Linked DNA regions of Homo sapiens: region 1 is linked to region 2. Evidence: chromatin loops called from intact Hi-C (ENCODE). Cell type or tissue: heart right ventricle. All regions are shown on one strand.

What was found. A loop is a pair of places that touch in the nucleus more often than their neighbours do. Peaks named below come from ENCODE experiments on the same cell type or tissue, not always from the same donor. Only the 100,000 strongest peaks of a DNase experiment are listed, where the experiment ranks them.
Region 1: a loop joins it to region 2, with 2.8 times the contacts of the local background. A loop is called at or near these places in 12 of 110 quality-filtered maps.

The regions. Positions count from the first base shown.
Region 1 is chr1:180,776,932-180,781,931 of GRCh38, reverse strand. All of the region lies in intron 2 of XPR1 (xenotropic and polytropic retrovirus receptor 1), which reads right to left. Among named protein-coding and RNA genes, the nearest start is that of LINC02816, 130 kb to the left of the region's middle. RefSeq lists a silencer at 1-52. In heart right ventricle, a CTCF peak has its summit at 2,938; no DNase peak of the experiment used is centred here.
Region 2 is chr1:180,531,432-180,536,431 of GRCh38, reverse strand. No RefSeq gene overlaps it. Among named protein-coding and RNA genes, the nearest start is that of OVAAL, 25 kb to the left of the region's middle. In heart right ventricle, CTCF peaks have their summits at 2,560 and 2,764 (motif pointing left); a DNase peak (open chromatin) is centred at 2,731; H3K27ac peaks cover 2,790 bases.

The sequences.
Region 1 (5,000 bases), 250 kb before region 2:
CCGCAAATTACTGTTAATAGAAAATGATTCTTCGCTTGAACCTAGGAGGCAGAGTTTGCAGTGAGCCGAGTTCGTGCCACCGCACTCCAGCCTGGGCATCAGAGACTGTCTCAAAAAGAAAATGATTCTTAGGAGATATACCTAATGCTAAATGACGAGTTAATGGGTGCAGCACACCAACATGGCACATGTATACATATGTAACAAGTCTGCACGTTGTACACATGTACCCTAAAAGTTAAAGTATAATAATAATAAAATTTTAAAAAAAAGCAAACAAGTGAGAAAATTGGAGTGAAGGGAAAATAAAACCAGGGGTGTTTAAAAAAAAAAAAAGAGTACCAATCAAGGTAAAATACTCCTATTGCATAGCAGCCACCATCAAGTGCTTTTTACAGCAACATTCAGGAATATTTTTATTTTTATACTAATAATGTCATCAAGCTTTTTCATGCAATCTTTGGGTTAAATACATAAAAGGCCAATCTTCTCAAAAACCATTTATTTAAAACCACTATCAACACCATCAAATATCTTTAATGTTCCATTCAAATTTTCATTACTATTCTCAATTTTCTTAATTTCCAGATCTGTGAGACATGGAGGATGGGGATTATGTCTTTTTTTAAATCTGTATAGACGACATACCCAACATAATGTCTGGTACACAGTATGTGCTCCACACACTATTTTTAAAATTGTAAATGTTGAAACAATGTTCATATTTTGTGAAAAATATGATACTTTATTAAAGTAAAAAAAAAACAACACTCCAACAATTGGATAGTCACATGCAAAAGAATGAAGTTAGACTCCCACACGGATACAAAAATTAAGTCAAAAGTGATCAAAGACCTAAATGTAAGAGCTAAAACTACATGAGCTCTTAGAAGAAAACACAAGTATAAATCTTCCTGACCTCAGATGGGGCAATGGTTTCTTAGATATGACACCAAACACATAAGCAACAAATAAAAAAATTGATAGATTGAACTTTATCAAAATTAAAAACTTTTCTGCTTAAAAGGGCACTATCAAAAAAGTAAAAAGACAAACACAATGGGAGAAAACATTTGCAAACCCATATCAGGACTATCTGACAAGGGTTTAGTATCCAGAATACAAAAGGACTTTCAACTCTTGCATCTCTTTTTTTTTTTTTTTGAGACAGAGTCTTGCTCTGTTGCCCAGGTTGGAGTGCAGTGGCACGATCTCTGCTCACTGCAAGCTCCGCCTCCCAGGTTCACGCCATTCTCCTGCCTCAGCCTCCCCAGTAGTTGGGACTACAGGTGCCCACCACCAAGCCTGGCTAATTTTTTGTATTTTTAGTAGAGATGGGGTTTCACCATGTTAGCCAGGATGGAACTCTTGCATCTCTTTTAGAAAATATGTCAAAAAGACTCCTCTAACTCAACAATAAGACATATAACCAAATTTTTAAAAATGGACAAAGAATCTGAATAGACATTTCTCCAAAGAAGACACACAAATGACCAATAAGTACATGAAAATATTTCAACACATCAGTCATTAGTGAAATGCAAATCAAAAGACAATGAGATACCATTTCATACCCACTAGAATAGCTATAATTTAAAAAGGCAATAACAAGTGTTGGTAAGAATATGCAGAAATTAGAACCCTCATATATCACTGGTAGGAATGTTAAATGATGTAGCCACTTGGGAAAACAGTTCGGTAGTTCCTCAAAAAGTTAAAAATAGATTACCATATGATTCAACAATTCTACTTCTAGGTACATACCCAAGAGAAGTAAAAACATATGTTCACAGAAAAACTCATATATGAATGTTCAGAGCAGCATTATTTATAATATCAAAAAGTAGAAACAACCCAATGGATAAATGGATAAACAAAATGTAGCATATCCATACAATTGAATATAATTCAGCCACAGAAAAGAATAATGTACTGTTCCATGCTACAACATGGATGAACTCTGAAAATATTATGCTAAGAGAGAAGCCAGATAGTTAAGATCACATGTTGTACGAATCCATTTATATGAAATGTCCAGAATATGCAAATCCATAGAGACAGAAAGTAGAGTGGTGGTTGGCAGGCAGGGGCTGGGGGTAGGAGGAGCGGGGAGGGATGAAAATGTTCTTGAATTAGATAGTGGTGATGGCTGCACAAACTTGTGAATATATTAGAAACCTATGAATTATATCTTCCTTTTTTTCCCTCTCCCTCTCCCTCTCCCCCTCCCCCTCTTTTCTTTCCTTTCTGCCTCCCGGGTTCAAGTGATTCTCCTGCCTCAGCCTCCTGAGTAGCTGGGATTATAGGTGCCCACCACCACACCCAATTTTTGTATTTCTACTAGAGATGATGTTTCACCATGTTGGCCAGGCTGGTCTCTAACTCCTGACCTCAGGTGATCTACCTGCCTCAGCCTCCCAAAATGCTGGGATTACAGGTATGAACCACCATGCCCAGCCTTGAATTATACACTTTAAAAGAGTGAATTTTATATGTGAATTATATTAATAATATGTATTTATTCAACAAATAATAATTGTACCTATTAGATGCCAGGCTCTCTATTAAATGCTAGGGATATGATGAATGAGATAAATGTAGGTCCTGCCCTCACACAGTTTACATTCTAGTGACTGAGACAGAAAGAAATCTACACAAGTAAACAAAGAATTATAGACTATAAAAAGTGAATGAAGACAACAAATAGGGTGATGAGATAGAGTGTAAGAACTGGGATGGATGGCTATCCTTTCTGGCAGAGTAAGAAATGATCAGAAAAGATCTCTTTTTAAGAGATGACATTTAATCTAAGACTGAACCTAAAGGATAAGAAAGAACAAGGATAAAATAATTCCCAACAGAGGGAACAGCATGTTAGAAAAGAAACTGAGATGCCTAAAGAACTGAAAGCAGCTCACAATGTTACTGCCACCAGGTGGTGATAGGAGGTGAGGTCAGGGAGGCAGGTAAAGGCCCTTTCACGCACAAAGCCCATGTTATGAAGTTTGAACTCTATTCTAAGTGCCATGGAAAATATTGATGAGTTTTAGGGGGAAGCCTAAATAGGAGAATTAGTTTCTGTTTTATTAAATGATAATTTTAAAATAGCAATTCCCAGGAAATTAGGTGTGCAAATGAAGGAGGAGGAGAAATATTCTATCCTCAAATAAATCTGGGAATTATGAGTATAAAGCACGATCAAACTGATTTTTTTTAAGGTAGTAGTTCTCACTCTTAGGTGGGTTGTCTTTCAGGGGACAAAGGGACATTTGGCAATATCTGGAGATACTTGTGGTTGTCACAGCTGGACAACCACGAGTATGTTAGTGTTACTAGAGTCTAATGGGTAGGGGTCAAGGATGCTGCTAAATATTCTACAATTTCCAGGACAGCAATCCTTCCCACTACCTGCTCCAAACACAGACTTATCCGGTCCAAAATGTCAACAGTATCAAGGCTGAGAAACTCTGCTTTAAGGCAAAAGGAGCTTTACTATGCTAATATACACTGTTATTCTATGAGAAGTGGAACTAATACATTGTGTTTCCCAAAGTTATTTATAAGAATATAGTCCTTGGTGTAAAGGGGATATGACAGCAGAAAGATGAGGAAAGGGTTGTAGAATACCTATTAAAATCTGCAGGAATAGGTCAGGTGTGGTGGCTCATGCCTGTAATCCCAGTGCTTTGGGAGGCCGAGGTGGGAGAACTGCTTGAGCCCAGGAGTTGGAGACCAGTCTGGACAACTTAGGGAGACCCAGTCTCTAAAAAAATTTTTTTAAAAATTAGCTGGGTGTGGTAGCGTGCACCTGTGGTCCCAGCTACTTGGGAGGCTGAGGTGGGAGGATGGCTTTAGCCTGGGAGATGAAGGCTGCAGTGAGCTGTAATCACGTTATACTCTAGCCTGAGTGACAGACTAAGACCCTGTCTCAAAAAATAAAATTAAAATAAAAAAACAAGATCTCCTGAAACAGTATTCTGTGGAACACCAGTTTGAGAGGCACTAACTTTACTATCACCACTACCTCTTTGCATTTTAATTATATTCCCTACACAATAGTTTCTATGATTTCTTAGTTTCTCCTGCTTATGAGAGCAGATAAATAAAAATTAAATATATGACCATGCTCCATCAAATATAGAAAGAATATTTAGCACTACTGTTTCATGCTTGTACCAAAAAAAGGTGTGTGTTTTTTTAAGAGTGTGATTTATAAACTGAGAATAACTAACTTGAAATTCTTTTTTTCCAGATGCTATTACATCAACAGATGGGTAGATGAATTATATAAAGCATATGGCAAAGATTTCAAAGATAAAAAATGTTACTCTAAAATCACTGGTGTAGTAGAAATAGAGCTAAATCAGGAGTCATTCATTCAACAAGTACCAAGTCCCTCCTATGTACCAGGCAATGTGGCAGGGGTAGGGATACAGCGATAAGCAAAATAAACATAAATTCTGCCCTTTGACATTACAGTCTACAGTCTATCTGAGGAAAAAAACTTTAATCAAATAATCTCACAAATATACAAAGGGTAGAATAAAGGACTAGCCTTCTTCCTGAGACCAATGAGACATTTTTGAAGGATTTTAAGCAGAGAGAATAGTATGATCAAATATGCTTTCTAAATAAGGTTGTCGGGAGACCAGTGAGACGTAGTACAGTAGATACCACGGGAGAGATCACAATAGCCTCAACTAGGGTGAGGGCACTGGAGACAGAGAAGTGAAAAAATTCAAAAGATATTCTGGAGGTAAAATCAGTAGGTTTTAGTGCAGACTAGATATGGTTCTGTTGCCAACTACCTATATTAGCTTGAGCAAGTAACACTCTAGGCCTGTTTTCACTTTGAAAAATAAGGGCATTTGAATAGGTAATCTCTAAGTCTTTTCCTAATTGCAAATTTCTAACTAAAACTGCTAATTTCTGCAAAATGATTCTGAATATAACTAGGCTTAAGTAGTCCCTACACAAGATTTTCTGATCTGAGTCTATCT
Region 2 (5,000 bases):
AATATATCAATATTTCAGTTTGGAGCCTTGGGGCTTTTCAGACATCACCAATGCACAGAGTAGAAGCTCAACAAATATTTTTAAAATAACTTTGAAAACTACTTCCTCATTTGAAATGAAAGCTGATCAAAAGTATGAACTTTTTTTTTTTTTTTTTTGAGACAGGGTCTCGCTCAAAGATTGGAGTGCAGTGGCATGATCTTGGCTTACTACAACCTCTGCCTCCTGGGCTCAAGCAATCCTCCTACCTCAGCCTCCCAGGTAGCTGGATCTACAAGCATGTGCAACCATGCCTAGATCATTTTTGTATATAGAGACGGGATGGAGTTTCACCATGTTGCCCAGGCTGGTCTCAAACTCCTGAGCCCAAGTGATCTGCCTGCCTTGGCCTCCCAAAGTGCTGAACCTTTTTATTTTTTTTAATCCTGTGAAAGGAAAATAAATGTTGGGACCCCCAAATCGCTAAGCCAAAGGGAAAAGCCAAGCTGGGAGCTGCTTAGGGCAAACCTGCCTCCCATGCTATTCCTTAAAAAGATAGCTACTAAGACTTAAAAAAAAGCGACATACCTTCCTTACAATTTGATCACAAGGAAATTCCTTGTGGACAAAGGACAGATAGACTCAAAGTCATCCCTCTGCTCACGTGAGACAAATGCATATCTGATTGTCTCCTTTGCGCTATTGTTTCACTAAGCCAGACTAAAGTGTAGTGACTATTCCTATAAATCATGTATTCAGAGAAAGGCTAATCAGAAACTAAAAAGAATGCAACCATTTGTCTTTTATCTGCCTATGACCTGGAAGGCTCCTCCCTGCTTTGAGTTGTCCCACCTTTCCTGACCGAACCAATGTTCATCTTACATATGTTGATTGATGTCTCATGTCTCCCTAAAATATATAAAACCAAGCTGTCCCCTGACCACTTTGGGCACATGTTGTTAGGACCTCCTGAGGCTGTGTCACAGGTGTGTCCTTAACCTTGGCAAGATAAACTTTCTTTTTTTGTTGTTTTTTTTTTGAGACGGAGTCGCACTCTGTCGCCTAGGCTGGAGTGCAGTGGCGCGATCTTGGCTCACTGCAACCTCCGCCTCCCGGGTTCAAGCAATTTTCCTGCCTCAGCCTCCCAAGTAGCTGGAACTACAGGAGTCCGCCACCATGCCTGGCTAATTTTTGTATTTTTAGTAGAGACAGGGTTTCACCGTATTGGCCAGGCTGATCTCGAACTCCTGACCTTGTGATCTGCCAGCCTCGGCCTCCCAGAGTGCTGGGATTACAGGCATGAGCCACCATGCCCAGACAAGATAAACTTTCTAAATTGATTGAGACTTATTTCAGATACCCTTGGTTTACAATCCTTTAAAAGTTCATCTCTTGGCTGGGCACAGTGGCTCACACCTGTAATCCCACACTATGGAAGGCCAAGGCAGGAGTACTGCTTGAGCTCAAGAGTTCGAGACCAGCCTGGGCAACATGGCAAAACCCTGTCTCTACAAAAATATACAAAAATTATCCAGGCATGTCGGTGCATGCTTATAGTCCCAGCTACTTGGGAGGCTGAGGTGGGAGGGTCACTTGAGCTCAGGAGGTTGAGGCTGCAGTGAGCAGTACCACTGCACTCCAACCTGGGCAACAGAGCAAGACCCTGTCTCAAAAAAAAAAAAAAGGTTCATTTCTTGTGCTCACTTATGCAAAACCCTTTGCTCAGTGCTGAGCATATAATAGTCCATGCATATTTGATGGCTAAATGAATAAATTACAGGAACAGAGGAAGTAGGCATGATTTACAGCCCTGTTCTTATGGGTTTGTATTCCCTTGCTGTGTTCTCCCTCCCCACCTCAGGAACTCAAACCATTACACGCGTATTCAATGCACACCCTCTGCCATCCACCCCAGGCCCTGGCACCAGTGAGGGCCACCTGAGTACTTTTTCTGTGCGGATTCACCCAGGGGTAGAACCCTGCCAAATAATTACTTTCTAGGAACCATACGACTCTGTTCTGTTTCTGTAATGCAGCCAGAGTGATGTGCCAACATGTGCAAAGATGGATCTCACTCGTTCATGACACTGTATCAGAAAAATCTACCATCGGGCTGTTTGCCCATTAATTAAATTGCCTGGTGAGCATGGAAGGGTGGGGAAAGGATCTGGGCAAGCTGTTTATTCCCGTGTTTAAGTGAATTTTTATTAAACTTTGAAAGGGAATTGTGATTTTTTTTCTTCCCTGAGTTAAAACCATTTTATGAGCACACACAGGAAAATAATGTGATTCTGTGATTTCCTTTTTCTATTGAATTATTTGTACTGCTATTTGTTGTTTGGCTGTCTTCATTAAACAATGATCTTCCTGCAAAATAAAAGCTGGATTTTATTTCGGCATGATTGGAGGAAAGAGCACTGACCAAAGAATCAGAAAGCCTGCCCCTTCAGAGCCATTTGAGGTTTAAACATTGATTTAACCTTCCCAAGCCAAGGTGTCTGTTCTGAAACAGGTGATCACCATGGCTGCCCTGCCTACATCCTTCTAAGAGATAGTACTCCTGAATACTCCTTGAAAAACGGTATGAGTGCAATGTAGCATTTTTCCATATGTTAAGAATGCCACCCTTTGCTTCTTTTTAAATAAACTGCAGAGATTGGTAATGACCATTCTATTATAAGAGAGACCAGAAACCAGGTCAAACACCTAAGAGAGAAGGCAGGCGGGAAAATGGCGATGGGAAGGGACAGAGGCATTAGACTGCCCCCAAGTGGCGACTTGGGCATGATGCCTTGAAAGCGGTGGGGAGGGATGACCCCGCCAGGGTGACTATAATGAAAAAAGGAAACAATCTAAGAAGAGGTCATACTCATTTCTCATAAGAGCATTTAAATGCCATCAAAAAAAACAGGCAATAATAATATATTTCACGCAAATGATGCTCCGACTCACTGGCTTCCCTTTTAAGGCCTGCCACTTTATATTCAATTCGCTGCTCCGGTGAACACAATGAAATGTTTAGACTCCATTAAGAAACCTCAGAGAAAACAAACCTTGGGCCTTTAGAGTTAGCAGAAAAGCTCTTTAAATGCTTCTCACAAGCTGTCATTTGTGCATTCAGAAAACCATTAGGACTTCCTCCTTTGGAAATATGTGTGATTCTTTAGCTTCTCATTTGAAACATTAATATTTTCTTACAGTGACCCTTATCCTCGAGAACAAATTTCCTATGCTTCACCAGACAATGCAATCAATTTCTGAGATGCTGAGATGTGAACTGGGTTGGTAACAGTTAAGCAGCGTATCTGATGGGAGGAAAACTGGAGTTAGGAGTTGGGAAAGTGGGTAGCATATATATCCTGAATACTTAGAAATGCAGTAGATGCACCAGGGCTTTGGGAGAGCCTTGTGGCTGAGAAGGGTGCTTGCCAATTGTAGTGAAGATATCAGGAGACCAGACAGATTCACAGTGGAGAACATCTACTCTTCCCTCCTAACTCTGTCAGGAAATGGGACTTGGGCAGACACCCGGAGAGGCATCATGAAGTGGCTGGCAGAATCACGCAAACTCAGGGCAATTTCTTAGATTCGACCCCCTGTTCTGTCTCTAGTTGCATGGGCTGGGAAGCCAGAGAGTGGTGTCTTCAGTAGCCCTGAGAGCAAAATCCCAGGTAATTCCTATCAGATTCCACAGTCTCCTATTTAACAAGACTAATACCCCTCTTTTTACTCAACAAACCTGGTTTGAGTAAGTTCATGAATTGGATATGCCTTCCCGGTTCTCCCTGTAAAGGAAGGAGTATGTATGGGTAGCTGTGAAGAGTGTGGGCTTTGGAGCCAGACTGCCAGAGTTCAAATGCCAGCCCCACCACTTAGTAGGTAGCCACATACTGTCTCAATTTCTTCATCTGTAAACTGGGAATAATAATAATTTCTAGCTCAGGGTTGTTGTGAGGATTAAATCCAATAATATATACATATGTACATATATACACACACACATACACACATACATACATACTTCTTAACACACTACCTGGCACAGAATAAGTACTCAATAAATTGTAACTATAGTAATAATAATAATTTTTATTCTTAATATTTGAAACATGATATTATCATTCTTGGTCAAGCTGAGGAAAATTGGAATGTCAAAGACATCCTCTATATAAATGTTTAAATCAAAAGTTCTTTCATAGAGTGTTTGACCTTCATATCTCCCTTTTAAAAAATGAAATTAGTTGCGTTTATTCCTAATCAGAAAGTGATACTTGAATGCAATATAAAATTTGGATATTTCAGAAAGCACAGACATACCCATTGTAATTGTTTGATATGTGACAACCCTTAAATATGGAGATATATGTATATATCTTAAACAAAACCACTTCGTACTTACAGTTTTATAAGCAGCTTTTTTCACTCAACAATATTGTGTGAATACTGTGAAATTTGTTCTTTGAAAAAACATGATGTTTAATTTCTGCATACATTTGACTGATGACTATGGAATCACTTAATGCTGTGTTGTTGAACATTTAGATTGTTTCCAGTTTTTAACCTATTAAACTTATAATGCATATTTCTTCAGTATAATATTTCAGTAGAGAAAGTTATGAACCTTTTATGACTTTTGGTTCATGTTGCCAGATTTCCCACTAGAGCAGTGGTACCAATATACATTCTTCTAGTAGTATTTGAGTATTGAGTATTGACTTTTTAAATGTCGATTTTTCTGAATACTATAAAAATGTTTAGCCTGGGCAACATAGAAAGACCTCGTCTGTACAAAATTTTTTTTTTAAATTAGCTGGGCATGGTGGTGCACCTGTAGTCCCAACTACTCAGGAGGCTGGGGTGGGAGGATTGCTTGAGCCCAAGAGGTCGAGGCTTCAGTGAGCCATGATCGCACCACTACACTTCAGCCTGAGTGATAAAGACGCTGTCTTTTTTTTTTTTTTTTTTAAAAAAAAAAAGGCCGGGCCTGTAATCCCAGCATTTAGGGAGGCTGAGGCGGGCAG